Linked DNA regions of Homo sapiens: region 2 is linked to region 1. A link is an interaction called in ENCODE POLR2A ChIA-PET data of the cell type or tissue named here. Cell type or tissue: IMR-90. All regions are shown on one strand. Each heading gives the region's core, and the rest is flanking DNA. Links, peaks and the distances in the headings are about the cores only.

The links. ChIA-PET counts read pairs that join two places held together with the same protein. Peaks named below come from ENCODE experiments on the same cell type or tissue, not always from the same donor. Only the 100,000 strongest peaks of a DNase experiment are listed, where the experiment ranks them.
Region 2: POLR2A ChIA-PET joins it to region 1 with 8 read pairs; 2 of 35 experiments call an interaction of 5 or more read pairs at or near these places.

What each region holds. Positions count from the first base shown.
Region 1 is chr15:38,268,849-38,284,886 of GRCh38, forward strand. The region is part of intron 1 of SPRED1 (sprouty related EVH1 domain containing 1); the gene reads left to right. Among named protein-coding and RNA genes, the nearest start is that of SPRED1, 24 kb to the left of the region's middle. RefSeq lists a silencer at 14,317-14,517. In IMR-90, for the core only: no CTCF peak of the experiment used is centred there; a DNase peak (open chromatin) is centred at 7,313.
Region 2 is chr15:38,052,775-38,068,812 of GRCh38, forward strand. It overlaps LINC02345 (long intergenic non-protein coding RNA 2345), which reads left to right. Exons shown (of 4, transcript NR_120330.1): 3 at 7,121-7,236; 4 at 9,417-9,566. LINC01852 (long intergenic non-protein coding RNA 1852) reads right to left here. Exons shown (of 3, transcript NR_147201.1): 3 at 16,038. Among named protein-coding and RNA genes, the nearest start is that of LINC01852, 12 kb to the right of the region's middle. In IMR-90, for the core only: no CTCF peak of the experiment used is centred there; a DNase peak (open chromatin) is centred at 7,057.

The sequences.
Region 1 (16,038 bases), core at 4,955-8,954:
TATCTACCTCAGTACATTTTCAGTCTTTGAAATCATCAGATTATAAAGGAGTTGTAGAAACAGAAATCATATTTATAGTACTAACTTTTTTCTTTTTTTTTTTTTTTTTTGAGACAGAGTCCCGCTCCGTCGCCTAGGCTGGAGTGCAGTGGCGCGATCTCGGCTACTGCAAGCCCCGCTTCCCGGGTTCACGCTATTCCCCTGCCTCAGCCTCCTGAGTAGCTGGGACTAAGGTGCCCACCACCATGTCTGGCTAATTTTTTTGGTATTTTTAGTAGAGACGGGGTTTCACCGTGTGTTAGCCAGGGTGGTCTGGATCTCCTAACCTTGTGATCTGCCCGCCTCAGCCTCCCAAAGTGCTGGGATTCCAGGCGTGAGCCACCGCACCCAGCCAGTACTAACTTTTTTTTAAGAGACAGTGTCTCTCACTTTGTTACACAGGCTGGAGTGCAGTGGCACAATCACAGCACGCTAACCTCGAACTGTCAGGCTCAAGTGATTAATCTGTCTCAGCCTCCTGAGTAGCTTGGACTACAGGTGCCTGCCGCCATGCCCAGTAATTTTTAAATTTTTTTGTAGAGACAGGGTCTTGATTTTGTTGGCCAGCCGGGCTGGTCTCAACTCCTGAGCTCAAGTGGTCCTCCCACTTCAGCCTCCCAGAGTGCTGAGATCACAGGTGTGAGCCACCATGCCTGGCCCTTACTACTAGCATTTAATTCATTGTCTCTCACTGTTTTTTCCAAATGTTTGTTACTTTACTGAAAGATACTACCTTTGTTATCTGCTAAAATTTTTACTTCCATTTGCTGCCAGTTGGGCTTTATTAGAATTCTTTGAGAATCTAAAGCAGTGAGTACAATAGAACATTCTGTGATGATGGAAACATTCTGTTTGTGGTATCCACTATGGTAGCTACTATATAGTTATTTGGCTGTACTTGAAGTGGTTTGAGTGACTGAGGAGTTAAATTTTAAATTTTATTTAATTTATATAGCCACAAGTGGCCAGTGTTGACTGCTGTATTGGATGGCACAAATCTGGAGCATTTCTTTCTTTCTTTTTTTTTTTTTTTTTTTTGAGACAGAGTCTTGCTCTGTCTCCCAGGCTGGAGTGCAGTGGCACGATCTTAGACCACTGCAACCCCTGCCTCCCAGGTTCAAGTGATTCTCCTGCCTCAGCCTCCCGAGTAGCTGGGATTAAAGACGTGTGCCACCATGCCCGGCTAATTTTGTATTTTTAATAGAGACGGGGTTTCAACCATGTTGGCCACGCTGTCATGAACTCCCGACCTCAGGTGATCTGCCTGCCTCGGCCTCCCAAAGTACTGGGATTACAGGCATGAGCCACCATGCCCAGCCCAAATCTGGAACATTTCTATTCCTTCAAGCCCAACACCTTTTTTGAAAACTATGACATGTTCTCCATTCACTCTGCTGAAGAAAGTTTCTAATTGTTTTTTCATGGAGAGGTAACTTGAGGTAGCATAGCTTTTTCCAAAATGTGGAATTTGCCACTGGTATGTAAGATAATTTTAGTTGTTTCACAGACATGGCATTTATATTAGTCTGTTCTCACTGCTATAAAGAACCATCTGAGATGGGTAATTATTAAGAAAAGAGGTTTAATTAACTCACAGTTCTGTAGGCTATACAGGAAGCTTGGCAGGGAGGCCTCAGGAAACTTACAATCATGGTGGCAGGCAAAGGGGAAGCAAGTATTAGCAAGGCAGAGCAGGAGAGAGCCAAGTGGGAAGTGCTACACACTTCAAACAACTAGATGATCTGAGAACTCTATCACAAGAACAGCGAGGGGGTAGTCTGCCCCTCTTTCAACACATGGGGATTACATACTCGACCTGAGATTTCAGTGGGGACACAGAGCCAAACCAAATCAGCATTAAATTAAATTGAGAAGTTATTCCTTTCTTAATACTTGTTGAATTTTAAATTAAAAAAATGTATGTATGTATGTATATATACTAATTAGTATACTAATCTTCATATATCAGCTTTTGTACATATGTCTCTTGAACTGAGTGAAATGTTTTCTTTAAACATTTCTTGTTGATACCTTTGAGGTAGTGCTTTGTAAAGCTAATCATCTTTATGATCTGCTAGATGAACCATAGATTGTTGTTCATTTGTTTGTTTTGCTTTATTTTACCTTTTAGACACTGGGTTTTTAAAGATAAATATTATATAAAAATGATTCTTCTGGTGATATGAGAATTTACTTAATAATTATTGAGCGACAAAGTCATTAGACCCAATAATAAATACCTAATTATCCGTGTATCATGCCAAAGTGTGATATTATCTAAATGTCAGATGTTAAAGTGTTTAGATTCTATGAAAATAGTGTTTAGACCTGTTTCAGTAAGGAAATGTCTTTTAATTCAAAGTCATGTGTATGCTGCATATTTTAGTGGTAATTAAATGTTTCAGTGCAGCAGACCCTAAAGGATCAATCACACATGTGCATTGGAATGCTGGGCTAATAGAAACAGCCAAACAGATGGAGATCAGGATGTTGCAGCATTTCTTAGTAGTCACATTTAGTCCATCTCCTGGATTTTACATTGCTCTTAGGTTTGACAGTCATTAATGTTGATACTTAATGAAATAGAGACAGCTAACATTTATTGAGCACTTATTATATGTTAGAGAAAGGATAGAAACTAACATTTTTGAAGCTTACTCTGTTCCAGGTGTTAGGACAGTAGGCTTTAGAGATGAATAAAATCTAGATCTTTCCATCGTGCAGTTCTCAACCTAATGTTAGAAGTAAATGATTGATTGGTTCTTTGGTAAAAAAGGACTTAGAGATATTGATTCCCTGCTAGAGGAAATACATTTTTCCCAGGAGAGTGAGAAAAACTGCTGAAAATAAAAATTATTTCATTAAAAAAATTTCCATTCTTATTTTAGATTTGGGGAGTACATGTGCAGGTTTGTTACAAAGGCATATTTCATGATGCAGAGGTTTGGGGTATGACTGAACCTGTCACCCAGGTAGTAAGCATAGTACCCAATAGTTTTTCAACCCTTACTTCCCTCCCTCCTTCCTGCCATATAGTAGTCCCCAGTGTCTATTGTTCCCATCTTTATGTCCAGGAGTACCCAATATTTGGCTCCCCCTTGTAAGAACAGTGGTATTTGGTTTTCTGTTCCTGCCTGAATTCACTTAGGATAATGGCCTCCAGCTGCATACGTGTTGCTGCAAAGGACATGATTTTGTTCTTCTTTGTGGCTGCATAGTATTCCATGGTATATATGTACCACATTTCTTTAACCCACTGTTAATGGGCATCTGGGTTGATTCCATGTCTTTGCTTCAGTGATCATGAGTGCACGTGTCTTTTTGGTAGAACAATTTATTTTCTTTAGGATATATACCCAATAATGAGATTGTAGGGGTCGAATGCTAGGTTTTTTTTTTGAGATGAAGTCTTGCTCTGTTGCTGAGGCTGGAGTGCAGTGGTGCAATCTTGGCTCACTGCAACTTCTGCCTCCCAGGTTCAAGCCATTTTCCTGCCTCAGCCTCCCAAGTAGTTGGGATTACAGGCACCAACCACCACGCCCAGCTAATTTTTGTATTTTCACTAGAGACAGGGGTTTCACCATGTTGGCTAGGCTGGTCTCGAACTCCTGACCTCAGGTGATCTGCCTGCTTCAGCCTTCCAAAGTGCTGGGATTACAGGTGTGAGCCACTGTGCCCGACCTCGAATGGTAGTTTGGTTTTAAGTTATTTGAGAAATCTCCAAACTGCTCTCCACAGTGGCTGAACTAATTTACATTCCCAGCATTGTGTAAGTGTTCCTTTTTCTCTGCAACCTTGCCAGAGTCTGTTATTTTTTAACTTTATAATAATAGCCATTCTGACTAGTGTGAGATGGCATATCTCATTGTGATTTTGTTTTGTATTTCTCTGATTATTAGTGATATGGAGCATTTTTCCTTAGGTTTGTTGGCAACTTGTATGTCTTCTTTTGAGCAGTGTCTGTTTATGTCTTTTGCCCTTTTTAAAATGAGGTTATTTGTTTTTTGCTTGTTCAGTTATTTAAATTGCTTATAGATTCTGGATATTATGTCTTTGTTGGATGCATAGTTTATGAATATTTTCTCCCGTTCTGTAGGTTTACTCTGTTGATAGTTTCCTTTGCTGTGCAGAAGCTGTTAGTTTAATTAGGTCCCACTTGTCAATTTTTTTGTTACAATTGCTTTGGAGGACTTAGTCGTAAATTCTTCTCCAAGGCCCATGTCCTGAATGGTGATTTCTAGGTTTTCTTCTACGATTCTTATAGTTTGTGGTGTTACATTTAAATCTTTAATCCATCTTGAGTTAATTTTTGTATATGGCTGGGATAGCTGGCTAGCCATATGCAGAAGAATGAAACTGGACCCCTACCTTTCACCATGTGTAAATTACCTCATTTTGAAGAAACATCTTTATGTGTTATACTTAACTTTATAGTTCAGTAGTAGTCTTGTGATCTAAGTAGCTACAATCTTAACTGTTTTTGATTCACTTTGAAGTTTGTATGGCATGATAGATTGTGTAAGAAGGGTTAAAGATTTATTGTCTGTTAACAACATAGAGCTCAGGATCAAATGAATATCATGAACTAAGTTTTTTTAACCTTAGCCTTAATTTTTATTTTTATGTATTATTAATATATATATATATATATATATATATATATATATATATGAATAATAGTTTTTTTCCTATAGGATGTGTAGGACTTTAGTGTTTTTAAAAAAATTATTCCCTTCACTAGCAAGAGCTTGAAAATGGATAATTTGTAGCTAAATGATAATTTAAATTTAAATGATAATTTGTAGCTAAATGATAATTAGCCCAGTTGGGTCTGGCATGAGATGTATGAGATGTGTCATTCTAAATCATGTAAATGGCCCAAACTGCCCGGATTTCTGATTGGAAGACGAAGGGAGGATTTTAGGTGAAGAACACGGTGGTGGTTCCCGACTCCTTAAATAAGTTGTCATGAACCTACTGAACTATGTTTATTTCTCCCTTTCCCTTCAGTTATTTATACTAAAGACTTGCTAAGACAAGAAATGACAGACAAGCATGTTTAAATAATCCCGTCACTACTTCTATTTTGACAACCTAGATAATCTTGAGAACTTTTTCACTATCACATATTAAAGAGTTATTCAAAGATATGTGGCCATTATTGGTAATTATGAGCGAGTCCTCCTCATATTGCTGTGTTTATTCAGAAAATTCTTATGCTTAGAGTCTACTTTAAGATCACAGTGACAGGGAGACAGGATTCATTTTTAAATGGTCAGACTACATTTTTAGAAAAAGTTTTTCCCTTTAGAGTAGAAGTTTAAGCACCCTTGGATACCCTTGGTTTAGAACCAAAATTCTACATGTAGGACCAGTTAACAATTTTGTTTCTTCCCACAGACTGGAAGGTGTACTGGGGGGAACTGCCAACAGGAAGTGTCAGGTATCTTGCAGCACCAGAGTCGGAAATGATAATGAAAGCTGCTAACATTTGTGTATTACTTTAGAATCTACAGAGCACCTTTATGTGCATTATCTCATGTGATTCTCAAAGCAGTTGTGAGATTTATGAAACTACATATATATTTATTCTCACTTTGAAATAATTTTAGACCTACAGGAGTAAGAAAAAATATACAAAGAATGCACATATCCTTCAGGCAGCTTCCTAAAATGTTTTACATAGCCAAATCAGGAAACTAGGATCTATACAATATTATTATCAACTGGCAATATTCGTATCTATTGATATTATTGAAATTTCACCGGTTGTTCCACTAATGTCCTTTTTCCAGTTCAGGATATGATAAATGATGTTGCATTAAGTTGTCATGTCTCTTTAGTCTCCTTTAAGGTGAAACAGCTGTTCAGCCTGTCTTTTATAACCTTGACACTTTTGAAGAGTACTGGCCAGGAATTTTGTAGAATGTTCCTAAATTCAACTTACATGTTTTTGGCAACAATACTATAGAGTGATGGTATCCTTGTGCATCAGTTCAACAGGTGGATGGTGTTGATATATCCCATTACTGGTAAATTTTCATCATTTGGTTAAGAAGATGTTTGTTTTGCCAGGTTTTGTAACTGTTCACTTTGTAATAAGCATCTTTTGAAAAGATAGTTTGAGACTAATAAATATCCTATTTTCTGTCATTCACTTGTTACTATTTTTAGCATCTGCTGATGATTCTTGCCTGCAACAATTACTGTGATGTTTGCCAAATGATTTTTTTTCTACTTCCGTCATTCCTTCTGCTTTTATTAATTGGAATTTTATAGAAGAGCCTTATTTTCTCACATTTATTTAAGTATTAGTATCAATTATAATCCATCACTGTCATCATTTTTATGCTCTGTTGTCCCAGACTTGGCCATTGGGAACCCCGTGAAGTCTGTTTCTATGTCCTTTTGACATATCCCTTCATTTTTTCAGCACGTCCTTTCTGGTATCATAAGATGCTCCAGGCTCATCTCATGCTTTTCTTGCCCAGCTTTGGAACCATCCCATTACTTAAAGAAGCTCTAGTTCCTTTTATTGGAGAATTGTATTTAGAAACTACTCTATGGGTGCTAGATGTGCTAATTGGCTTTGGGATGAGGCTGGTGGTATTATTATTACTATTATTTTGAGACAGAATCTTGCTCTGTCTCCCAGGCTGGAGTGCAATGGCGTGATCTTGGCTTGCTGCAACCTTTGCCTCCCAGGTTCAATCAATTCCCGTACCTCAGCCTCCCAAGTAGCTGGGACTACAGGTGCGCACCATCATGCCCAGCTAATTTTTGTATTTTCAGTAGCGACGGGGTTTCACCATGTTCGTCAGGCTGGTCTTGAACTCCTGACCTCGTGATCCACCCACCCCGGCCTCCCAAAGTGCTGGGATTACAGGCGTGAGCCAGTGCACCCCGCCGCTGGTGGTGTTATTAACCCTCTTTACAGTTGGAGAAAACTAAGCTGAAGTTAAAAGTCTTATTCACAATACCCAGGTAAGGTGATCCAGTTGGGATGTAAACTTGGACCTTCTTATTGTGGAGTCTGGGTTCTTTCCACTTACTCTCCTGTGGTACTGTAGTATTCCTTTCTTAACATTTGCTTTTCCATTAATTTTGTCATTTGTCTTGCCGGACAAGGACAGGACACAATCTAATTAAAATAGATTCAAGAAAATTATTTATTAATAATAGATACAGTTATTTCAATGCAAAAAATAGTCATTGCAGTGCCAGAAATATTTATCATATGCTTGCTATGTGTAAGGCAGTGTGCCAAACATTGCTGGTATGTGAGTATTTGCATATGTACTAGGAGACATTGTGCTGTGAATGTTTTTTTTTTTTTTTTTTACTGTGGCTCTTTTTCCCTAGATACATATTTAAGGGGTAGAGGTAGGTGTATAACAATTGTAAATTATGTCATTATCCATTAATTCAAATGACTTAGGATTTTTATATTATATAAATATGCGGAAGTGTTATATATATAGCATTTGTTTACATGTACCTCCTTTTAGTGCACTATCATTTCATAATTAGAGTAATACTATACACCCGTTAAATGATATTGTTTCATAATTGTAACATTATACACTCATTAAATGATACATATTTGCTAACCACAGTTAAGCACTTTATGTTGTTGCGTTTAATTCTCACAGTAGCTTCATGAGTTGGTCTTATTTTTCCCATGTTTCAGGTGAGCAAACAGACTTAAATTGACTCACCCAAGGCGTAATAAATATTATAAGGTGGATTTAAATCTAATTTTTATGCTACCTACAATGTGAAATACTCTTCCTATTGTGGATGTATTTTGTTCAGGCTTTCAAGTATCATTTTAATTCTCATGTTCAGGATTTGGTGAGTAAGTCTATTCTGTTTAAACATTTTTTGACTTACACATTTTGAGCCTGTCCTTTTAAAGTTTTTGCCTGATTTATGAAACACTGTAGTTTATCCTAAAGAAGTCTTATGGCAGTATCATTTTACTAACTTATGGAACATTCTTCTGGTCTATAAAGTTGTGTTAGGTTAGTGATCAGTATCCACAAGTAAAAAGAGGTGGATATATTTTTGTGCTAGTTTATAATAGCAGGCTAATGCTTGGTGTGCATTTCTTTTCTGGGTCATCATGATAGTTTGGGGTCTATCTTTATAAAAAATGATAGTAATATTCATAAAGCTTATCTTTGCTTCTACATTAAGAGAAGTAAATTTATTAAAATTTCTTGTGTCAGTATAAGGACTTTTTAAAACTTTTAGGTTCAAGGTTACACGTGCAGGTTTGTTATATAGGTAAATTTTATGACACGGGGTTTGATGTACAGATTATTTCGTCACTGAGGTAATAAGCATAATACTCAATAGGTGGTTTTTTTGATCTGTTCCCTCCTCCCACCCTCAAGTAGGCCCTGGTGTCTGTTCCCTTCTTTGTGTCCATGTGTACTCAATGTTTAGCTCCCACTTATAAGTGAGAACATGAGATATTTGGTTTTCTATTCATTCATTAGTTAACTTAGGATACCCATGGCTTCCAGGTCCATCCATGTTGCTGCAGAGGACATGATCTCATTCCTTTTTATGGCTGTGTAGTATTCCATGGTGTACATGTACCATGTTTTCTTTATCCAGTCTGCCATTGATGGGCATTTAGGCTGATTCCATGTCTTTTCTATTGTGAATAATGCTGTGATGAACATACATGTGCATGTGTCTTTATGGTAGAATGATTTATATTCCGTTGGGTACTTACCCAGTAATGAAGTTGCTGGCTTGAATAATAATTCTAACTTCTTTCAGAAATCGCCAAACTGCTTTCTGCAGAAGCTAAACTAATTTACATTCCCATGAGCAGTGTATAAGCATTCCCTTTTCTTCATATCCTTGCCAGCATCTGTTATTTTTTGACTTTTTAAGAATAGCTATTCTGCTGGTGTGAAATGGTATCTTTTGGTTTTGATTTGGATTCTTCTAATGATTAGTGATGTTGAGCATTTTTTCATGTGTTTATGCTTGTTCATGTATGTCTTTTTTTTTTTAAGTGTCTTCATACCCTTTGCCTACTTTTTAATGGGGATATTTGTTTTTTGCTTGTTAATTTGTTTAAATTAATGTAAGGATGTATTAATGGCAAGTAATATAGGATTAATTATATCTTAGATATTTAACATCAAATTTTATAAATGAAAACAGGTAAGAAATAAGAGAAGGTAGAACTATTTGTGTGTGTGTTTATTCACTAGCAGTAATGAAAACAGAAAACTCTCAAGACAGAAATTCATGTTTGTTACTAGAGAGCTCTTAGAAATTATTACTCCTGGCTGGGAGTGGTGGCCTATACCTGTAATCCCAGCACTTTGGGAGGTCCAGGTGGGCAGATTGCTTGAGCCCAGGAGTTTGAGACCAGCCTGGGAAATAAGATGAAACCCTGTCTCTACCAAAGATTTAAAAAATTAGCCTGGTGTGGTGGTGCGAGCCTATAGTCTCAGCTACTCTGAAAGCATAGGTGGGAGGATTGCTTGATCCTGGGAGCTGGAGGTTGCAGTGAGCCATGGTTGTGCCACTGCACTCCAGCGTGGATGACACAGAGAGACCCTGTCTCCTCCTCCAAAAAAGAAAGAAATTATCACTCCTTTTTGTATACTTTTTGTGTACATTACAGATTAACACTTACTGTTATTTGTGGGAGATTGGTTTTAGGATGACCCCTGACCAAATACCAGAATCTATGGATGCTCAAGTCCATTATATAAAATGATATAGTATTTGCGTATAATCTACACACATCCTCCCATATACTTTAAATCATCTCTGGGTTTTTTATGATACCTAATACAATGCAAATGCTGTGTAAATAGTTATACGGCATTTCTAAAGGAAGAATGACAAAGAAAAAAAAGTCTGTACATGTTCAGTACAAACACAACCATTATAACCTAACTACACTGTTTTTTTTTTTTTTTGTGAAATGAAGTCTCACTCTGTCGCCTAGGCTGGAGTGCAGTGGCGGAATCTTAGCTCACTGCAACCTCTGCCTCCTGGGTTCAAGTGATTCTCCTGCCTCAGCCTCCTGAGTAGCTGGGATTACAGGCGTACACCACCATGCCTGGCTAATTTTTGTATTTTTACTAGAGACAGGGTTTCACCATGTTGGTCAGGCTGGTCTCGAACTCCTGACCTCATGACCTACCCTCCTAGGCCTCCCAAAGTGTTGGGATTACAGGCGTGAGCCACCATGCCCAGCCTCCTAACTACATTTTTGATCCAAGGTTGGTTGCATCCAAGGTTGATTGAATCTGTGGATGTGGTACCCACAAATACTACAACTATGGTACACCCACGATATGATCGTACCATATTTGAATGTTAGTCAGTGACCAAGAAGAATTCTACCACATTTTCTTATTGTTGTACTTTAAATATGGTTGAATTTTCTCTGTAGAGCAATTACCAGTATGAGTCAAAGGCCATGATTTATGTAGGCTATAGCTCTGCAATTTAGATTGTTTACTAAAATTTAGTCTTAAGAGTGGATGCAGAATATTATTTCTTGTTTTCTTAATCTTATCAGGTTGCAAATTAGCATCTCAATCAAAAGAGGATGTGTGTATGTGGTTTTGTGCCAAACAGTGCTATCCTATTCTAATCACAACCTCTGAAGTAAACTTCCATTGGTACTTTTGAGTTGCTTCTGCCCAGATCAAGGTCCAGCTCTTTTACTTACCAGTTATGTGGTTCTGGACTTCTGTAAGCCATAGTTTCCTCATCTGTAAAATGAGGATAATCATCAGGATTAAATATAATCCTTGTAAAGCATTGAACCATATCTGCACATAGCAAATACTGAAGTGTTGAGTGCGTGTTAATATTAGTGGTAGTAGTAGTAGTAATTCATTGCAAGGAGACATTAAAAGTTCCTAATGTAGAATAAGAACTAGGTAATACATGACAAACACTTATGGGGGACTATCTAGGATAATTTTAGGAGTCTTCAGTGTTTCATGGAATCAAAGAAGTTTGGATTAGGAGAGGGCTTTGATTAGCATCTTTTCTTCCTTAATTTTATAGATGAGGGTGCTACATCTTGGAATGATAAAATAACTTGCTGGAACTATTACAGTTGCATGTGTCAGTCTCAGTGGAAACTTGGTCTTCATGACTGTAAGTTCAGTGTTGTTTCCACTGAATGTTGCCTTGGTCAATTTTTTCCTATAATTTTGCCCCTGGTAACCCCAGTGTCTTTAAAGGGAAATGATTTGTTTGGGAAGTCATCTTTTTCTTTATTTTTAGGGATCATTGATATCAGTAATCAACACTGATTCTTAAAGTGTAGGTAATATAAGTTGGAAGAGAAATACCTCATTTGCCTCCTTAAAGGAACACAATAGTATAATAATGTTTTTTGTCAGAATCTCTTCATGAATCCCTCCAGCAAGTTAATGAAAATCTCCAAAAACACTATTCAGATTCTCATGATAGCCAGAAGGGTATTGGCAGTAGATTGATTATTTAGCTTATAGATGAGTTGCTTGTTTACTCTTACACATTTGAAAAATACAGAAAGGTACAGAAAAGATAACCTTATCTATATCCTTATCCAGAATTGACATGGATATCATCTTTGCGTTAGATTTTTAAAAATCCATTGTTTTTTGTGGAGATAATTATAATTGAGTTAGACCATTAAATCTATCTTATCTAAAGATAAGAGATTTTAAAAATGTGATTTTTAGCTTGGGGCTACTTAGGACATTTGGTTAGGCAGTGTACTAATAGAGATAGTAAGCGTATATGTGGATCAGCAAACTGTTTTCTTTGATAATCAAAAGCCCTTGTTTGCCAAACCACAATTTAGAATGAATGAGTAGAAATTTAACATCTCTTATAACTTAAAAATAACTACTTGTGAACTCTATAGATCTTCATTCAGAATATGTAATTGTAAAGTAGATAATACCTTAAAAGAGAAAACAGTGAATCACTTTGCTAGTGGGTGAGCCTAGCTCATCACCTAAACATCCATATCTCAAAGGTTATTATTTATTCTTTTCCAGTACATATGTAACCATTGTGATAAATTCATAACCCACCAGTGTGATGATATATTTAGAAACTACATTAAATGAGGACAAGTTGTAGGAACTGGTCAGGTTGAACTTGGAGAAGAGTTGATCACTGAAATATTAGTTATCTTCAAATAATTGAAAACCTCATATAATAATGGGAGTAAACTTAGACTCTTTTGTCCCTGAAAGTAAAACTAGAATCAGTGGATGAAAGTAAAAAAAGGTGGGGGAGTAAGTTTTGTTTCTATACAAAAGAGAACTTCCTACTGATGTGATTTGTTTGATGATGGAATGGACTATCTTGTGAAATTGGGAGCTTCCTATAGTTATTTTCAAATGGAGAGTGAAAAGATTGATCATCCATGCATCTTTGCAAAAGGAGTAAGTATTGTGTAGTGTGTCAGATTAGTCTAGATCTTTTAGGTTCCTTACAACTGCCTAAGTTCTGTTTTTTTGATTTTTTGAGACGGGAGTCTCTGTCTGTCACCCAGCATGGAGTGCAGTGGTGTGATCATAGCTCACTGCAACCTCAAACTCCTGGGCTCAAGCGATTCTCCCCACTCAGACTTTCTAGTAGCTAAGACTATAGGTGTGTGCCACCATGCCCATCTAATTTTTTTTTTTTTTTTTTTTTTTTGTAGAGACAGGGTCTTGCTATGCTTCTCAGGCTGGTCTCAAACTCCTGGCTGCAAGTGATCCTCCTCAGCCTCCCAAGGTGTTAGGATTAGGCATAAGCTACCGTGCCTGGCCTTTTGATTTTTATGCATGTCATACACTGCTCTGTTTCTTACATTTCCACCCTTTGAGAAATGTACATTTTTGTATAAAAATATATAAAATACATAGCTTTAGAGACATGCTGTAAAGTTTGGGATTTATGGATGAAGAAGAAATTTTTGACCCCAATTAATCCTTTGGAATTTACTCAGTTCATGTTCACTTACAGAAGTTCCTGAAATTTCTAGATGTAAAGTCGATACCTAGTTCAGTATGAGCTCTTACAGGGTAAAGCCGATTTTATTGCTAAAGAAGGTATGTTTTTGTGGTTATTTATCTATGGAGTGAAAAAGCTTTACTTGTTTTAAGGGATTAATTTGAAGCTTTCTGAAGTTGTCATAGTCCAGTGGACACCAGCATCACTGAGTTCATATACTGTCCATAATACTCCATGCATGTTCCATAAATACATCTTTCTGGGAATGAGTGTTGGTTGGTTTACATTCATTAAGTTAACATTTCTTATTCTGGCCAGAATCGGTGGCTCATGCCTGTAATCCCAGCACTTTGGGAGGCTGAGGCCGGTGGATCACTTGAGGTCAGGAGTTTGAGACCAGCCTGGCCAACATCCTGAAACCCCATCTCTACTAAAAATACACACACACACACACACACACACATGCACACACACAAGTTAACCTGGCGTGGTGGCAGGCACCTGTAATTCCCACCACTTGGGAGGCTGAGGCATGAGAATTGCTTGAGCCGGGGAGGCAGAGGTTGCAGTGACCAGAGATTGTGCCACTGCACTCTGGCCTGGGCAACAGAGCGAGACCCCGTCTCAAAAAAAAAAAAAAATTCTTATTTCATTCCTCATGCTACTCAAGAAGCCATGGGTGGTATGTTTGATTTACTCCACCTTTGTCTGATGTAAAAGCCACTGATGTCGATGGATAAGCAGTGGTAGGATGGTTTGAGTTTGGGGATCTTGGAAACACTTGAAAATTCTTATCTATGCCCATTTCCTAATAGCGATGGGAAATGTCTCCTGTACATCTTTGCTGTTTTTATTCAGTTTAACTTTGCAGATGAAAAGTTTATAGATTAAAATTTCTCTGCTGATAGCTGTTTTTATTTCTTCATTGTCTGTTTTTTCTTTAAGGACCATGGTTTGTAGCTTTGTAAGTCCCTCGCTGTCATGCGTTGTTTTAAACCACGGTTTTCTTGCTACTTTGAGGACTGTGACACTGATTTGAATCTAGTATTGCTTATAGTTAAAAAGCTTCTTGTAAGTTCTAGTGTATTTCCATTAGATACTGGATTGCCGAACATTTTGGGGTGTAATGAGGTATGTTAGTCCGTTCTCACACTGCTATAAAGAATACTACTTGAGACTGGGTAATTATAAAAGAAAGGGATTTAGTGACTCACGGTTCCACAGGCTTAACAGAAAGCATGGCTAGGAGGCCACGGGAAACTTACAGTCATGACAGAAGGCGAAGGGGAAGTAGGCGCCTTCCTCACAAGGCGACAGGAGGGAGACAAGAGCGTGTTAAGGGGGAACTGTCAAACACATATATAACCATCAGATCTCGTGAGAACTCACTATCACAAGAACAGCTTGGGGGAAACCACCCCCATCATCCAGTCACCTCCCACCTGGTTCCTCCCTTGACATGTGGGGATTACAATTCAAGATGAGATTTGGGTGGGGACACAGAGCCAGACCATGTCTTGAGAGGTATAGGGAATAATGTGAAGGGATATGTAGACAAGGTCAGCATGTTTATTTTGTGAAATATATTACAGATTTTGTGATTTGTTTCCTTGTAGGTGTCAGGGGCATGATGATGGAATCTGCTTTTTTCAGTAAGTGCTATGAGCTTATATTTAGACATAGAAAATTGTAGAAAATGAAAAATATAATTGATGGAGAATATTTACTTCAAATATTCTTATTTTTATATAAGTGAAGCTGAGAGTGTGATATGAGTGGCTGTTTTCCTTTCCAGTCACAGCAGAACTAGAACAGCAGGGGTTTAAATCCTTACTCAGTGATGTGATCTTGTGCGAATCACTTACCCTCTTGAAGCTTTAGTTTCCCTATCTGTAATTTGGGGATAATAACCCTTTCTAGGGTTATGTCAGAATTAAAGATAATGTCTTTAACCAAATATTCAAAATAGATTAGGTAGATAGAGCTGCCTTACTATAGTGTAACTGCCTTACTAATAGTAAAAACTAATGGTAAAAATTAGGTATTTACTATTAAATGTTTATTATTAGAGCTCAGATCACTTTATTTTAGATAGTTTTCTTTGTCCATGTGATTATAAAAGAAGAAAATAAAGATAATCTCTACTTCTGCTACTAAGAGATAGCCATTATGACATTATGTTGTAAATTTTTCCAGATTATCTTTTAAGGCATATTTGATACATTTTAAAATGTTTTTATTTCTATAAAACTGAAGTTGTACTATTTTATACTATTTGGAAGTCTTTTTATTTACTGTATCAGCCTGTGAAAATACACATCATAGTAGTGGCTGAAAATTTACTTTTAGTCAGTTTCTTAGTGGTGGGTCCTTAGGCAGTTTCAAAGGTTTTTATTTTACCATAATAAACAATGTTGATACACAGTTTTGTTCATACGCTCATGAGTGCATGTCTCAGTTTCTTTAGAATAAATATTTAGATGTTACATTTCTGGGTCTAAAGGTATAATATTTTTAACTTGCCAGATTGCTGTATAAGATGTAATTTTATATTATGATACTAATCTTTGCCATATATGATAACATGTTTTTTCCTAGTTTGTCATTTGTCTTCTAATATCTTGGTGTTTTTAGCAATACAGAGATTTTACATTTTTATGCAGTTGAATATAGCAGTCTTCTGTTATAATTTCTGACTTTAGTGGAAGTTTTAAGTGGTATTACCACACAACTATAAACATATTTCTTTTAATAATTACAGTCTTAATTTTAGTGTAATGTAGAGATTCAAGTTTTAATTTTTTTTTCCGATGGATAGACTTTTACTTCACTATTCCTTGAGTAAACCTTCTGTTTTCTACAGATTTGATGTTCCTTGTTGTTATCACCTACTAAATGTTTGTATGCATTTGGATGCTTTCTGGGCTCCACTCCTGTGGTTTTTAAACTGTGCATAAGGGGTTACTTCATCTGGGATTTTTTTTTTTTTTTAAACCTATTTGTGGG
Region 2 (16,038 bases), core at 4,852-8,851, 220 kb before region 1:
ATTATGTCTCTTTCTGAGAGGGTAAAACAGGTAAGCAAATTTTTATCAACGAGCACCTGACTGAGGCCCATTCCTATTGGCTGATAACATTCCTTTTATAATATCTTAATCTTGAAGTACCAATTGCCTTTTTAAAATATTCTTAAAATTGTGACTTACCTCTTATATAACTAAGCACAGAAATTCACATCCTACAAGTTGGAAGGAGCATCAGAGATCACTGGGCCCGATGGTTCCCAAACCAGTTGTGTATTAGGAGGACCTGAGGAATTAAAAAATATATAGATTTCCTGGCCCTGGAGCTGCTATAGCAGAATCTAATGGTGGAGCCTACAGAGCTATATTTTTTAGCAGGCTCTCCTCATAATTTTTTGCAGCCTTCCTGACTCACCAGTATTTGAGAACTACTGATCTTGTTTTCTCTTCTTACTTACTGTGTTTCCCAAATGGTGAAACTAGTATGTACACATAACCCTTGACTAGGAAATAGAAAAAAAGAATCCATTATCGTCTAGATGGTGGTTCTCCATCTGACTGAACACATGGAATCATCTAGAAAGCTTTTATTTTAATGGCTAGGCTCTCCTCCCAGCTGATGAAATCAGACTCTCTGGGTAAGACCTACAGCACTCGTGTTTTTAAAGCTCTATAGTGAGTCTAATGTTCAACCAGGATTGAGGAACCCTGATCAAGAAGACAAGAATTTCAAGAAACAGAGAAACTATATTTGTCTTTCTTCCTTAGGCACTTCCTACTTTCTGAGTCTGACATTCATATATCTAAAAAGGCAACTTGGAGACATCCCCTCCTACTGAGGTTTTTACAGTTGAGAATCTTAGATTCTAGAGAGAAACTTGCCCAAGATCAAATAATTAATTAGAGGCTGATTTAGAACCTGAACCCAGGTTTCTCATTTCCAGAGCTGATGCAACTTTTACTACATCAAAATCTTCCTATTCACTGTATTTCATTTCATAAGCAAGCCTCTGTGATCTCAGAGAATCTTTATTCAGTCTCCTGGTCATACCAGCACTCTTTCAGTGAATTACAGGCAGGAGCTAGTTATAAATTCAATGGCGGGCCAGATAAGCAGCTGCCCATGACACCAATCTATAACAGCATTTTCCAAACTTGCCTGGTCAAAAGATTCTTGTGGGGAAATTGTTAATAATACAGATTCCCAGATTTCGCCACTGAATATTTTGATTCAGTAGACTTAGTTCAGGATCTTGAAATACGTAAGTATGACAAAGGCTACAGCTGATTCATATGCTTGGCAAGTTTGGGAGAGACTGTACTAAAATATTATTAAAATAAGTGATATTTTATCCCACTTAAACTGATTTCTATATGTGACTCTTTAGAGCAGGAGTTGACAAATTTTTCTATAATGGGTCAGATGGAATTTGTTTAGGTTCTGCAGGCTGTGTGGTTTCTGTTGCAACTACTCAATTTGTTGCGGTAGTGTGAAAGCAGCCATCAACTATATAGATGAATGGGAATGGCTATATTCTATCAAAACTGTTTACAAAAACAGGCAGTGGACTGGACTGGACCCACACACTATAAGTTGGCAACTCCCTGATTTACATAACGATAAAAATGTAAATTTATAATTGTAACAAATATTTGCCTACAAGAAATAAGAATAAACAAAAATAGTGACTTAAATAAATAAGGATTTATTTCATCTCACATAACAAATTTAGACTTAGGTGATTGCTGTTGTAAGTTTAGCAATTTAATAACATGTCAAAAGTGGGACCATTTACCTTCAGAAACTTCTAGAAGGCATCTTCTTTTGTATTATTGGTTAGATTTGGATCACATGCCCACACCAGGTTTTATGACTAAGTACACTGTTCCTGAAATCAAGGGAATTCTGTCCAAAAAGTGCTGGGGTGGGGAGCAGGGAGTGTGGAGGTGGATGACTAAGATCATTAATATAGAAGAAAGCTGGGTAAGTAGTGCTTTTATGTAGCCAGCTCACAGTGTCTGTCACAGTCCAGCCCTTTGGCAATCTGACATCCACACACATCCTTCTTCCTACACATGCAGTTTTTAGGTGTACTCACCCTTCTCCCTAAGGAAGGAAAACTATGACATTCCTCTAACTACTACATTCACATCCAAATCTAGTATCTCTAGACAATGTTCGATCTTCATTTGGTCCAGAGATAAGTTCTTTCAGGTGTGGAAATTTTCTCCAAAAATCAGGTTTCCTGCTTCCAACATATCTAATATACAATTGTTGGAAAAGACTAATCTTTAATATTTGCTAGCATATACTTCATCCTGTTAGAAAGACATAGTGAGAAATGCCTGCCCTCTCAATGGAGACAGTCTTTGATTAGTCAATCTGACAATTCCTGGTTCTATTCTTGACGAAACTCTCCTGATTTTTCTTCCATAGCCTCTGGTTCTTCCCTCTAGTAAGATATGCCTTAATCACTATTTTTAATGCCTGTTTCTGAAATGAGCATTCAAGAGAAATTTCTCAAATGTTAGCAACCTCTGCGTGTTCGTACAAATTCAGATACCTAAAGATTGCCTTTGGGGTTCAATAATTACATGCAGTTGTTGGTGAGGCTTGGAGTATCTTTAAGCAATAAAGTTCCTCTCAAAAACTCAGTAGATTCCGTCTATTTGTGTCTGGTCAATTCCTTGCATTAGTAACCACAGCTAAAGATCTCGTCTAGACAGTCTTTGAGGCTAAGAATCCTTGTCTCTCTGCAGCTAGATCCTGTGCTCTTCTAAATCCTCTCGGTATTTAACTCACACAATCAGGTTTTTGTGCTAAAAAATCTCCAGTTTTATCAGTCTTAAAGATGCCACTTTCCCACCTCTGCTTGTTTTAACTTGAGATATCAAAGACACCTTCTCCAACCCTACAAAGTATGGAATTCTGTTCATTTAGACTGGAGGTCACAGTTAGAAAGCATCTCTCTCAGCAGTCATACTTTCTTCCCTCTCTGATTAGAGATTACCTATCTAATTTAAGTTTGCCTCTCATAGTAAGACTTTTTTTGCTAACAGCCATTAAAGTAACCCAACACACAGGAACATCCTGAATTTTTCCTTTCATTTCCCATGCCACTCTAACCTTAGTCAACCTGTGGTCTGCATTATAAGACAGATCAGGCCAATGGTTGCTTAAATATTTTGCTATACCGAAGGTTTTCCTGCCTGACAGTTGAGTCCGCAACCTCCACTCTGACCTAACAAAAAGTGTGTTTCTTGCAGTATTCCACTTCCAGGACCCAAATTCTCTATCAGTTAGATATGCTTTCAGCTATAAACCATTAAAACTCAATGAACTACAGATGAAACAAATAAAAATATTTTTCTCTAACAGAAATCTAGGTGTGAGTAGTAGCATTGGTTCCAAGGCATCAAGGCCCTAAGTCAGCATCTCTGTGATTCTCGTGGCCTCCTGCTCATAGTCACGAGATGGTTGCAGCACATCATCACATCACCTTGGAAGGCAGGAAGCAGGTGGTAGTGTGATGCAGAGCTTTTCTTCTCAGCCTCTGTCTCTTATATCAAGAAGTAAAATTTTTCCCAAAGCCCCTCAACAGCCTTTTACTTAAATCTCATTGGCCAGAATTGGATAAGAAGCCTGCTCACCTTAGACTTGGGCATACCTTCCATGGAATCAAAGGATCTGCACTGGGGGAAAAAAGTTAGGGTCCCTTAAGCAAGGAATACTTAGCCAACGGTGTCTGCCGTAGACTGCCCCCAACAAAACTGACAAGAGCCCAAATGGAAGTTTTAAAACTTAAGCTAAGGCTGGGCGTGGTGGCTCACTCCTGTCATCGCAGCACTTTGGAAGGCCGAGGCGGGAGGATCACTTGAGCCCAGGAGTTCAAGACCAGCCTGGGCAACATGGCAAAACACCATCCCTCTCTCTCTGTCTCTCTCTCTCTCTCCACACACACACACACACTACAAAAACTTAGCCAGGTGTGGTGGCTCATGCCTGTGATCCCAGCTACTCGAGAGGCTGAGAGGTGGGACGATCACCTGAGCCCAGGAAATTGAGGCTGCAGTGAGCTGTGATCGCATCACTGCACTCCAGCCCGGGTGACAGAGCAAGAACTTGCCTCAAAACAAAAAAAAATTAAACTAAAAACAAATAAAACCTCCTCATAAACCTTTTCTCATGACACTGCAAATTGCACAGTACAACTATGGGCTGCACTGAAACTCTGGAAATGAGCTATACTCATTTTCCTTCTTTCTTTCTTTCTTTCTCTCTTTTCTTTCTTTTCTCTCTCTTTTCTCTCTTTTTCTCTTTCTTTTCTTTCTTTCTTTCTTTCTCTCTTTCTTTCTCTCTCTCTCTCTCTGTCTGTCTGACTTTTTGTCTGACTGTCTTTTTTTGACACAGGGTCTCGCTCTATTGCCCAGGCTAGAGTGCAGTGGCACGATCTCGGCTCACTGCAGCCTCGACCTCTTGGGCTCAAGTGATCCTCCCACCTCAGCCTCCCCAGTAGCTGAGACTGAGACTACAGGCCACCATGCCTGGCTAGTATCTTTTTTTTTTTTTTTTTTTTTTTTGTAGAGACAAGGTTTTGCCATGTTGCCCAAGCTGGTCTTGAACATCTGGCCCCAGGTAATCTGCCCATCTTGGCCTCCCAAAGTTCCAGGATTGCAAGTATGAGCCACCACACCCGGCCTTATATTCATTTTCTACTGCTGCATAACAAACTACTACAGACTTAGCATCTTAAAACAATACTCATTTACTATCTCACAGTCTGTAAGTCAGAAGTCCAGAGGGTCTCTACTGGTTTCTCTAGATAGAATCTCAGGAGGTTAAAATCAAAGCTTGGCTCTGGGGAAGAATCCACTTACAAGCTCATTCAAGTTGTTGGCAGAGTTTATTTCCTTATGATTGGTAGGACTGAGGTCCCTGCCTTCCTTGCTCTCAGTGGGGAGTTGCTCACAGCTCCTAAAGGCTGATCTCTGCTCCTTGCATTCGCCTCCCTCATCTTCAAAGCCCACAGTGGCATTTACATCCTTCTTTTGCTTCGAATTTCTGACTTTTTTCCCATGACCAGCTGGAGAACACTCTAAGTTGTAATATGGTTAGATTAGACCCACCCTGATAATCTCTTCTATGGTCTACTGATAAATAACCATAATTATACCTGCAAAATCTCTTTTGCCACATAAACTAACATAACAAGCACAGTGATACCGGGGGCAAGCGTATTGGAGCCACCTTGGAATTCTGCCCATCACACAAGCAATTCCATGGCCCCAGTTAAATAATAGTTAAAACAGATATTTAAAGATTATCAGTCCAAAGTCACCAGCAGAGGCTGGTTGCATTTCATAGTCCATGTACTGGGCCTGGCATATGAATACATATGCTAAACACATATCTGTGGCTTACTGATCAAGTAAGCCTGGCATATAGGCTAAGCTGCCCATCCTAAGACAAGAATTGAGAGGTGACCATGCCCCTTATGTTTTATGAAGCCAGTACCACACGGATGAGGGGTGGAGACACAAGCAGATACTAGTGGACAGGAATGTCACCAAAAGGGCCAGAGAGTCAAGAGAAGCTAAACACAACCTGGGTATCTGTACTTTTTTTTTTTTTTTTTTTTTTTTTAGGCAGAGTCTTGCTCTGTCGCCCAGGCTGGAGTGCAGTGGCATGATCTTGGCTCACTGCAGCCTCGATTTCCCAAGTTTAAGCAATTCTTGTGCCTCAGCCTCCCAAGTAGCTGGGATTACAAGCATGTGCCAGCACGCCAAGCTAATTTTTGTATTTTCAGTAGAGACAGGATTTCACCATGTTGGCCAGGCTGGTCTCGAACTCCTGACCTCAGGTGATCCACCCGCGTCAGCCTCCCAAAGTGCTGGGATTACAGGTGTGAGTCACCACGTCCTGCCACTATCTGTACATTTTAAATAGACCTTAATATTTCATCCTTCCCCAAGCCCTAAAACAAATGGAGAGGGTTCTTTTTCTCCACATTCCTCAGTCTGCATTTTGACCTTTGGGAACCCCCTTTCCCTTTCACAGCTGCCCTTTGAATTGCTAAACTTAGCTAGATTCCACTGTCTGGGACTTTCCAGGGCTCAGCACTTTTCTAAAGATTAATTAACATGCAGGCCACTTTCCAAATCATCCTCTTAAAAGTTATCACCGTCTTCTCTCTCACTCCTCTCGTAATCCACCTCACACATGCTCACACGCACACTCGCACGCACACCCGCACACACCCTCGCGTGTGCACACACACTCTTCTCTCTCTCCACCCCAAACCTAAGTTTCAGAATGCTTTTACAGCTGGTTTTGCTAGTATATATAGTCCACAATGTGGAAGGAGTTTCTTGCTTAATTTTTACAGTTTTGAAAAATGTGTAACTAGGAACCTGTTGCCCAAACAGGCTGCAAGTTCATATCCCTCTGGAGTTTTGTTTTGTTGTTTTTGTTTTCCCCGAATCTAGTTATTCTCACCATGGAGTTTGGTTTTTGTTTTTTGTTTGTCCTCACAGGTTCCAGGTTATCTTGCTATAAAATTCCCAGGGGTGTCCCTAAGTCTATTGCCCTGGACCTTCTAGGAACCCATGGAAAATATAGCTTATTTATAGTTTGTCGCAAGTCAAGATGAGGTTAATTAAACTATGTTGGTTGTTTAAGACGAGAGAATTAAATGGAAGGAAACAAGTGGAGAGCAGTTGGTATTTGGGGCTAAGCAAGATATTTGCAAAGTACTGACAACCTAATCAATTACCTGAGACAAAGAGGACTGAGACACAAGACTGTCGATCAGAGGGAGGGAAGCGATACTTTACCATAGATGGACTTTCTAAGAAACCAATACCTTCGTCCTCAGGACCAACACAAAAGCACTCAAATTCAATTCCTTTCAGACAGGAGCCATTGATACCTAAAAGTGGAGCAGCTCTGGAGTTTTGTTTTAATTTCAAGATATTTAGATTTTACGCCTTTAAGACCTCCAGTTACCTTAGAGAGTCCAAGTGCATTATGTATAATGTGCATATGTCTCTGCAGACCACATAGTACATTCTCAGGAATTCCTTAAATAAATGTTGGCCTCTGAGTCATTTCTTGATTTCACTTGCATGTCTTCTTTTTTTTAAGCCAGGCATTAAAAAGATGACACAGAAAAATTACAGAGTCAGCATATATTTGAATACTGGATAAAAGGGAAGAGGATGAAATGGATTTTTCAAAGCTTCTAAAGAAAACAGAACTAGGTAATACATGATGTTGGACTTAGTCTAATGATTTGGACATTTAATGAGACATGAATAAAAATGGAATAAAGTGGTAGAGTTGTGGCTTTTTATCCTTATTTTGAAAATAAATTTTCAAAAGAGAACCCAAATACAAAAAGGATAAAAATAAAGATTCTCTGCTTGAAGTAAAGACATGGAACCCAGAGCCCTATTCAATGTCTGAGCTTAATTTATCCTCCAAGTTTGTCCTGACTTAACTCTATGGAACTTTCAGAGATCTTTGGAGCACAGTTTGAAAATATACAACCATCTGATGGGTAAATTACCTGAAACTTTGACCCCATATAAGTTGCTTAATTTTTGACTGGCAACTGGGTAGTATGAAGGACAGCTAGAAATGTTTCACCAAAGCCATCTCAGGTGACATAAGACATTGAAATATCAACACAAGGGAACAGTATATGTGGCCAGCACCTTTGAAAACCAACTTATATATTTAGTCTAAATGTAAGAAAATCCGCAGTAAAAACCTTGAATGATATTTCTTTGTCAAGGCAAGTGAAGCTAAATCTGAGACGAAAAAATAACATGTGCAAACTCTCCCTGATTGCCTCATTTCTTTTTTATAGTGTTGAATAATACATGTATATTTATACATATGTATATATTTGCGAATCACCTCAAGCTCTTTTTGGCAAGAGGTGAGAAACGGAAAATAGTGAAGGAGGAAAGAAAGACTTCAAAGACAAGGTGGAAAAGAAAAGCTAGGTGTGATAAAGATCCAGGGGTCAAAATGGATAAATTTGGGGAGAATTCAGCCACTCATTCATTAATTACTTATTAAACACTGAGCTAAGGATCACATGCCAGGCCCTGGGATACAAAGATGAGAGTACTGCCTCAGTAGAGCTGACAAGCTAATAGTCCCTTCGTCTGCAAAATGAGGCTAATAATAGTAATCACTTCACAGGGTTGTGAGGATTAAATGAGATGATCTGTGCAAACCACCTTGCATTACTGAACTACTTAATAAATCAACTACTTTTCTCCTCGTTTCTTCCTGATATTTCACTCTAAATTGGAGACGGAAAGAGAGATTCATAAGAGTGTTTGGATTTTAATACACTCACACTCCAAATTTATTTTGAGCTGCTCATGTTAATAGCAGCAGAACATTTCTTTCTTCTTTTACTCCTGGTGTTAGAAAGCTTTAAGCAATGAATTGCAGTAGAGACTATAGGAGTAAAGTGTGAATGTATGCAAGAATATTTGAGAGAAGAAATAAAAACAGAAAATAAAGACCAAAGGGATGTGTACAATAATTGAAGAGTGGCCATTGTATTTAGGACAACCTTCCAATTATCCATAAGGATCATTAAATAAGGGAAAGAAGAATCAGCCAGCTAGTGCAGCTCCAGGTGACAGTCTCCAGGCCTATTCAGAGGTTTGGAGTACATTGGAATTACAAATCAATGCAGATTAAAGTCATCTCTCCCTGATCAGCACCAGGTACCGAACCTCAGCATCAACAAGACCGGCCCAGATTCACTTGGATCGCTGTAAGGCCGCCTATCTCATGGAGGCAGTCTAGATGAGTCTAGATAGAGGACAGATACGTTAAGATTTTTGTTTTTGTTTTTTGTTTTTTAGGCCCAGTGCGGTGGCTCTAGCCTGTAATCCCAGCACTTTGGGAGGTCGCAGCAGGAGGATAGCTTGAGCCCAGAGTTTGAGACCAGCCTGAGCAACACAGTGCGACCTCCATCTCTACAAAAAAAATTAAAATAAAAATAAATTAGGTGGGTGTGGTGGTGCATGCCTCTTGTCCCAGCTACTCAGGAGGCTGAGGTGGGAAGATCGCTTGAGCTTAGGAGGTCAAGGCTGTAGTGAGCTGTGATCACACCACTGCACTCCAGCACTGGGTGACAGAATGAGATGCTGTCTCAGAAAAATAAAAAAAAAAAAAAAGTTTTTTCAGAAAAAGAAGAAACAGGAGCGCAGTCATTAGGGAGCAGCAGAGTAAATAAAATCCTAAACACCTGTCTCCAAACCTCAATCAATGGTAAACAGCCGCTGCTTGCTGTCCTTAATTTTAACGTTTTTTTTCTTTTCTAGTGAAGAAAATGTCCCGATAGAAGAAATGACTGATGACATAAGGACAGTGCTAAATTAATAACCAATCATTCCTCTTCCTCCTCCAGCTGTGTAGCAGACTCCTCTTATAAACCTCTGCGAAGTTCTACTTGAAAAGCTGTGGTTTCATTTCAAAGGAAACCAGCAATCAGGGGGATCTCTACAGGAAAATCTCTTCCCTATGTCTTCTTTAGACTCTTCAAAAAGGAGAGAGAGCACAAAAAAAGAAAATACACAAGTAAATAGGTTCAAGTACATCAAGAATCACAGTTTCTAAAAAGGCTAGTGAAAGGTCAATGACTTCAGAGTCAAGAAATCCATTTCTAATGTTTCTTCAGCTGTGACTCATTGTGAAATGTTGAGGAGGGTCACAGAAGCCTCCAGCCCTCGGTTTCCCCAGCTGTAAAACAAATATTTGAATAAGTGGCCAGTCCACATTATAGCTGATGTGCTTTCAGGGACTCAAAATGAGAATCATAAATATGTAAAAATACAAAGATAAGGTGTTCCCTGTAGAAAAACACTAAACTAGCAGAAAAAGAAACATCACATTTGTGTGCTAATTGGGTATTCCAGATTAAAGTAATTTGTTAAAAATTATTGGAAGAAAAATCCATAATTTGGCAATAAAAAGGATTTCCGTAAGAAGAGACAGACAAGATCATAACAGATTCAGTGACTCTAGGTTACTCAGCCAAATTAAAATGCTCTCCTTTCATCCTCGAAGGGAAATCCTTGAGAAGTTTGTGGACCGTCACCATCTGTTCAGCAAAACATGCATCAACATAATATTTTCCACATGTTTTTTGTTTTCTTTTTAATTTTGCAAACGGAGATTAATCTTTTCCTAGTCAGAATGTTTTACTATAACCATTGTCAGAGGAAATAAGTGGAAACTCGGTTTTGATCCCACTTCTCTCCCTACCCACTCGCCACCATTTGCGTTTTCTATGGTGATGTGTGGATTAAAGCTGAGGAGAAACTAATAATTCACATCCTTTGCAGATCATGACAAGTCTGTATTTCATAAAACTGGAGAAATCCTGCTCTGAAGCTCATTTTTCATGCAGCTACAAAATCATCTCTTTCTTCTCATCAGAACTCCATAGTGACATCCATCAATAGCTGGATCAAGGCCAAGAGTGCCATAACCACCTACGGATTCACTCTTCGCTGTGCCATGCCAGTCAACTATGCCCTTCCCTACTATCCTTCTTCCACCACCATTCCTCTGACTGTCAGGCTCAGCAAACAGCTTGCAGTTGGTCAATGAGTGCTTACCAAGCCCCGGCTCTGTGCCCAGCATCATGCAAAGCATAAATGGACATGGACAACAGTCTTAAACTACTTCCTACCCACAAGCAGCTCACAAACTTGTTGGGAAGAAAGTAGAACAAGGAGAGGAAAAGACAGTAAAAGCACCCACTGTGACATGGTAAAAATGATGTTGACAACAATAATGATGGTGCTGGGATCTAACTCCTCTATTTTGCCTGTAACTTGTCTTCCGAGTTTCTACACATTGGTTGGCCAGAGGAAAATTAACTTTGAATTCCATCTAGTCAAAAGTTTAGTATGGTCCAATAATTATAGTAGTCCCTTTAAGAAATGCTCAGCTGTACAATACTCATTTTCCAAAAAGCTTAAATCTTAGAAAACAGTTCCCTTGTCCATTTAGGTGGGTTTGTGTAATGCTGATCAAAGTCTGGTCCATCTAGGACCTCTGATAATATTACTGTCACTCCCAAAGCTAGGTTTATTTCCACCTGGTTGCAATACTCATAAAGAAAGAAAACCACTAAGTGATGTGTTAATAACAGGTATGTATAGAAAGCACCACTGTTATTTTAAACAAGTAAAATGAAACCCAAAAAGTTTGGCAATACAAGAAGTGCTATGGGCTAAACTGTGTCCTCACAAAAATTCATATATTGAAGCCCTAATGTCCAGTACCTCAGAATGTGACCGTATTCGGAGATAGGGCTTTAAAGAGGCGATGAAGTTAAAACAAAGTCATTGAGGTGAGGCTCTAATTCAACGACTGATATCCTTATAAGAAGAGGAAATCTGGACATAGATGGGCCCAGAGGAAAGATCACATTAAGACAGAAAAAGAAGATGGCCGCCTACAAGCCTAAGAGAGAAGCCTCGGGAGAAACCAACCCTGATGACAACTTGATCTCAGATGGCTGGCCTTTAAAATTGTGAGAAACTAAGTTTTTGTTGTTTAAGGCACCCAGTCTGTGGTACTTTGTTATGGCAACCCTAACAAGCTAATACAATAACCAATCTCTAAAAAACATCTCTCTGTGAATGATACAAGAATCCAGGGTTCTGTTTTTCTCACTGACATTTTTGCTGTTTTAATACTAAAATGGTGTCTGGCATAAAAAATGTTTGATAATGTTTGTTGAATTAATAAGTAGATATTATCTTTGCTGTTAATTCATGATACAATTTTAATACATTTTACCAACCTAAATAGAAAATCAAACTGAAAAAGTAACTTCCTCATTAAACAAACACAAAAAAATTCTAAATTTACATGCTAGGTAATTTCTAACAATAATTTTTTAAAAGGATTTTATCTTAATTTTCATTTATGTTTCTATAGCCAGAGTCTTCCCAAGATTCAATACTTTGTTTGGTTTCCTATCATCTCAATGATCTCTTCCAAATCCTGCTGAAGTTGTTAGAAGTAAAATTATCTCCATCTTATAAATGGGAAAAGTAAACTGGCAAGTCAAAGAATTTTCTAGAGAATAGGCCCACAGAGAAGGCTGTTAAACCAGGATGGAGAGATTTAAACACATACACCTAGGGGAGGCAGAGAAGAGACGGGAACATGAGGTGGCCTGAAAATGAGCACAGTATTTGAAGGTCTCCCAACATGAGTTTGATCACATTTAAAGCCCACCAATTTAGAGCTTTTTCAAACTCCATTCAAAGGGGGTTTTCCTGACGTATCTGCAAAACCTAATAAGAAGGCCCTGTCCTCTGTGTAAGCAGCTTTTCATACATGCATATATTCATTTATTGATTCATTCAGTAACTACTTATTGAGCATCTACTATGTGAAAGGCATTCCTATCAGCCCTGGAGATGCAATCGTGAGTAAAACAGACAGAAATGTCCCTGCCCTCACGGAGTTTACATCCTGGTAGTGGGGACAGAAAATTTAAAAAAAATAAATAAGTAAAATATGTGTCAGTATTAAGTACCATGGAGAAAAAATTAAACAGCGATGAAAAATATAAAACGTAAGGATGGTTGAAATATTCGGTCAGCCAGGAAAGGTGTCATGAAGTTGAGTTAGGAAACTGACTACATGAGAAACATTTAAACACCTTCTTACCTTGTCAGACGGTATTCTGAGTTCCAGATTCAAGCAGCCTGGTTTCCATACACAGTACCACTTTTTATTTATTGTGAGAAAATTGCCTAATTTTGTGTCTCAGTTTCTTTATCTGTAAAATGGGGATAATTTTTTTAACTAGTAGAGTTGTGAAGAGTCAATTTAAAAACAAAACACATTTAGTGCTTAAAACAGTGCCTGATGTATAAGAACTCAATAAATATTAGGTTTTGTAGTTGCTTTTGTGTTTTTTTTACTTTCTATGATCTAATTTCAAGATTGTTAAAATGGGACTCATAATGCCAGGCTTCACTGAATTTTTGTAGGAATCTCACGAGACAAGACATAAAGAGCCCTTGGAGTTTGGATCATAGTAAGCACTAAATGTATGCTTCCTGCTCCTGTTACCATTGTAACCAGGCAACATTTTTGTTTTCTTAACTATTGCAACAGTATTTGACTTGGAACAATAGCCATCGGGAATAGAAGGTTAGATCCTGAGGACATGGACGTACATCCACAATAATCTTAGCATAAAAGAAAAGAGAGATAGTTAAGCTTCTCTGCACTTGAAAACAAGAGGATGGGAGTATTGGGAGAAACAGAAAGCAGAAGAGAAAAAGGGGAAGGAGAGAGGCACCGAGGAGCTGTTGTGAAGCTGGGGATTTTATAGGATGAGGGAAGGGTATCTATTCGCTAAGGATGGGATAGTGGAGAAACATTTTACAAATAAAGATGAGTCAAGTTAAATTTGAAATTATTTTTGTTTCAACATGAACTGCACTTCTGTCTCCTCATGCCACCAAAAGTTTTAATAAATACATTATACTCACAAGTGCTTTGTAGGGTCTTTTGTGCAAATTAGATGTGCCAAAAATGACCGTGAAAATGTGGACTTCACAGAATTTGGAGAAAACTTAGGGAGGACTTTGGACTTCTACAGGGAATGAATAGAGCTTGAGACAATCCTACCTAGGTCTTTGATATCTGCATAACAACATTAATATTAGTAATATTAATTCAATCGGAGAAGCAAAACCATTAGGAAGTGTGTGTGTGTGTGTGTGTGTGTGTGTGTGTGTGTGTTTTGCTTGGGAGGAGTGGATTTATTATGGAGATTTGAACTTACACAATGGGGGCTGGTTAAAAAGTCTTTGTAAGGCTGTTGTCTTTGTGCCTGATGCTGGAGCTTGAAGTCCACAGCATGGGTCTTCAGGAAGAGAAGATAAGATAGAAAGTAGGAGTGAGCAAGTACAATCCGGAATTTACAAGGACAGGAACAGACTGCAACCCATATCAGTTATAATCGCCTCTAACCTTGATGATGTGGGCATCGTGCCTGAAGGAGCCAGGGCTCTTTGTCACAGAACTAAATACACATGTGGCCCAAGAGTCAGAAAACTGAAGGGAGGATCCCAGAAAGGTGGGGCAGTTTTAGGCCAAGCTAAAGCTATAATTCTAATCAAACTAAATTAAATGTATTTATTAATAAATCTTAATAAAAATTCCTTAATGTTTTAAAATCAAAGATAAGTTATTATCTCTGGTAATTATCCCTTCTGGCTACTTCATTCTCAATGATGAAAGCCTGTGGTTGGATAGAGAAGTCAGAAAAGACAAGAAAGGGAAATGTCCTATTGATGACCGCATCCAATGCTCAGTTTAATTTCTTTAAGCCCCCAGGATAATACTGTTTTGTTGTCTTCGATTATCGTTTTCTATAAGCTAATGGCCCTTCACCTATTTAAGCCTGGTGTTCCATTATTGGAATGCTAAGCACGTGGGAATTATTTATATCCTACTGCTCAAGGTCATCACCAAGGTCTGATTCCAAAAATTCCAAAAATTGCAACCTCAGGCATGAATGGGTTAATTGGAAGAGGAATCCTTAGTCCGTCGGTAAGTTCTAGTACAGGGAAAAAAAAATAGGCAAATCAATACCTAATTTTCTGACAGAGAAAATCCATTACAAGGATGGTTGCCTTTGAAAGTATCTCAATAGGAGTCATATCAAGTCTTCTCATTTCAATGACTAGAAAAATGAATAAACTCTGGCTAGACAACTTATGAAATTATCCATCCCTGCATCATCCATCAGTCAGATGATAAGGTCCCAAGCTATAGTGACTGGATAATATTCATATAAAACTTCAGCCTGGTGGGAGAAAATAAATCAAGTTGTTACACTGTCACTATTTCCTAATAAAGATTTTACAGCCTGAGGTTGTGAAAGAATAAGGGTAATTTTTAATCGTTCCTTTAAATATACATTTCTATGTGTATAAATACACAAGCATATTAAATATATTATTTTCATTAAAATAACTTTCTCATATCAGGTGAATATCTGGAGCTAGGTAAGCAAAGCTAAAATGCAAATGTGGTCCACCATAGTAAGACAAGCCATTCTACTTATAGGATGACCTTACATAAAAATTTCCAAGGCGTGGTAGGAAAGCAAGTGCTGATCTTTCCATCTTCTTGCTAAGTGAACATTGCTCACTCCCAGTACCATGTTTCAAAGACCAACGGGCAAATATCCAATTCTCCCAATTGTTCATTTTTCTAGAAAAATAGAGATTACAACAGAGACCACCTAACTGCAATCAATTACAATATAGATGATGATGATTGATTGATTGATGATGACTATGATAGCCAGCATTTTGATGACATATTTTTACACATGTAGCTATTAATTTTGACTAAAACTACTTTTTATATTCCATTGTCTTCTGCGATGTCATGAAAAGGCCAAGTATAGCACTCCAAGTACTGGTGGACTGGGGATTTTTTAAGAAAGAGAGGAAAAGTACAGAAACAGATGCAAGAACTCTGGGTCAGCCAGATCAGCAATCAGGGGGTGTCTGAGGGTTTCAGTCCTCATCACTCCACCACCATAACTCCCATTCACCCTTTAAAATTCTATTTTGTCTTTACTGTTATTCTTCTAATATCAGCACTATTCTCTATGAATGAATCCTTCTTATCATGCAGCCAAAACTTATATTACTTGGGTACAGAGAACAATCACATCATACCACAAGTCTCCCTGAAGCAAAATAGTTAAAAGCACATTCTTTTTAGTTTAAAATTAAACAGCCTCATCTGACTTTCTTTTTCTTTTTTTTTTTTTCTTTTTTTTTTTTTTTTTTGATGGCAGCAAACACTGGATCTGCCTCAAGCCTTCCCTGGCTGCCCTGCAAACTTACACCAGTCCACAGAGGTGCTGAAACCTCTGAGAGGCAAGTAACAAGCAGCATGAAAATGGAACTAATGATCCACAGCTTCATCCTTTGTTTCCAGAAGCAACTGGTGTCCGCTTTCAGAATCTC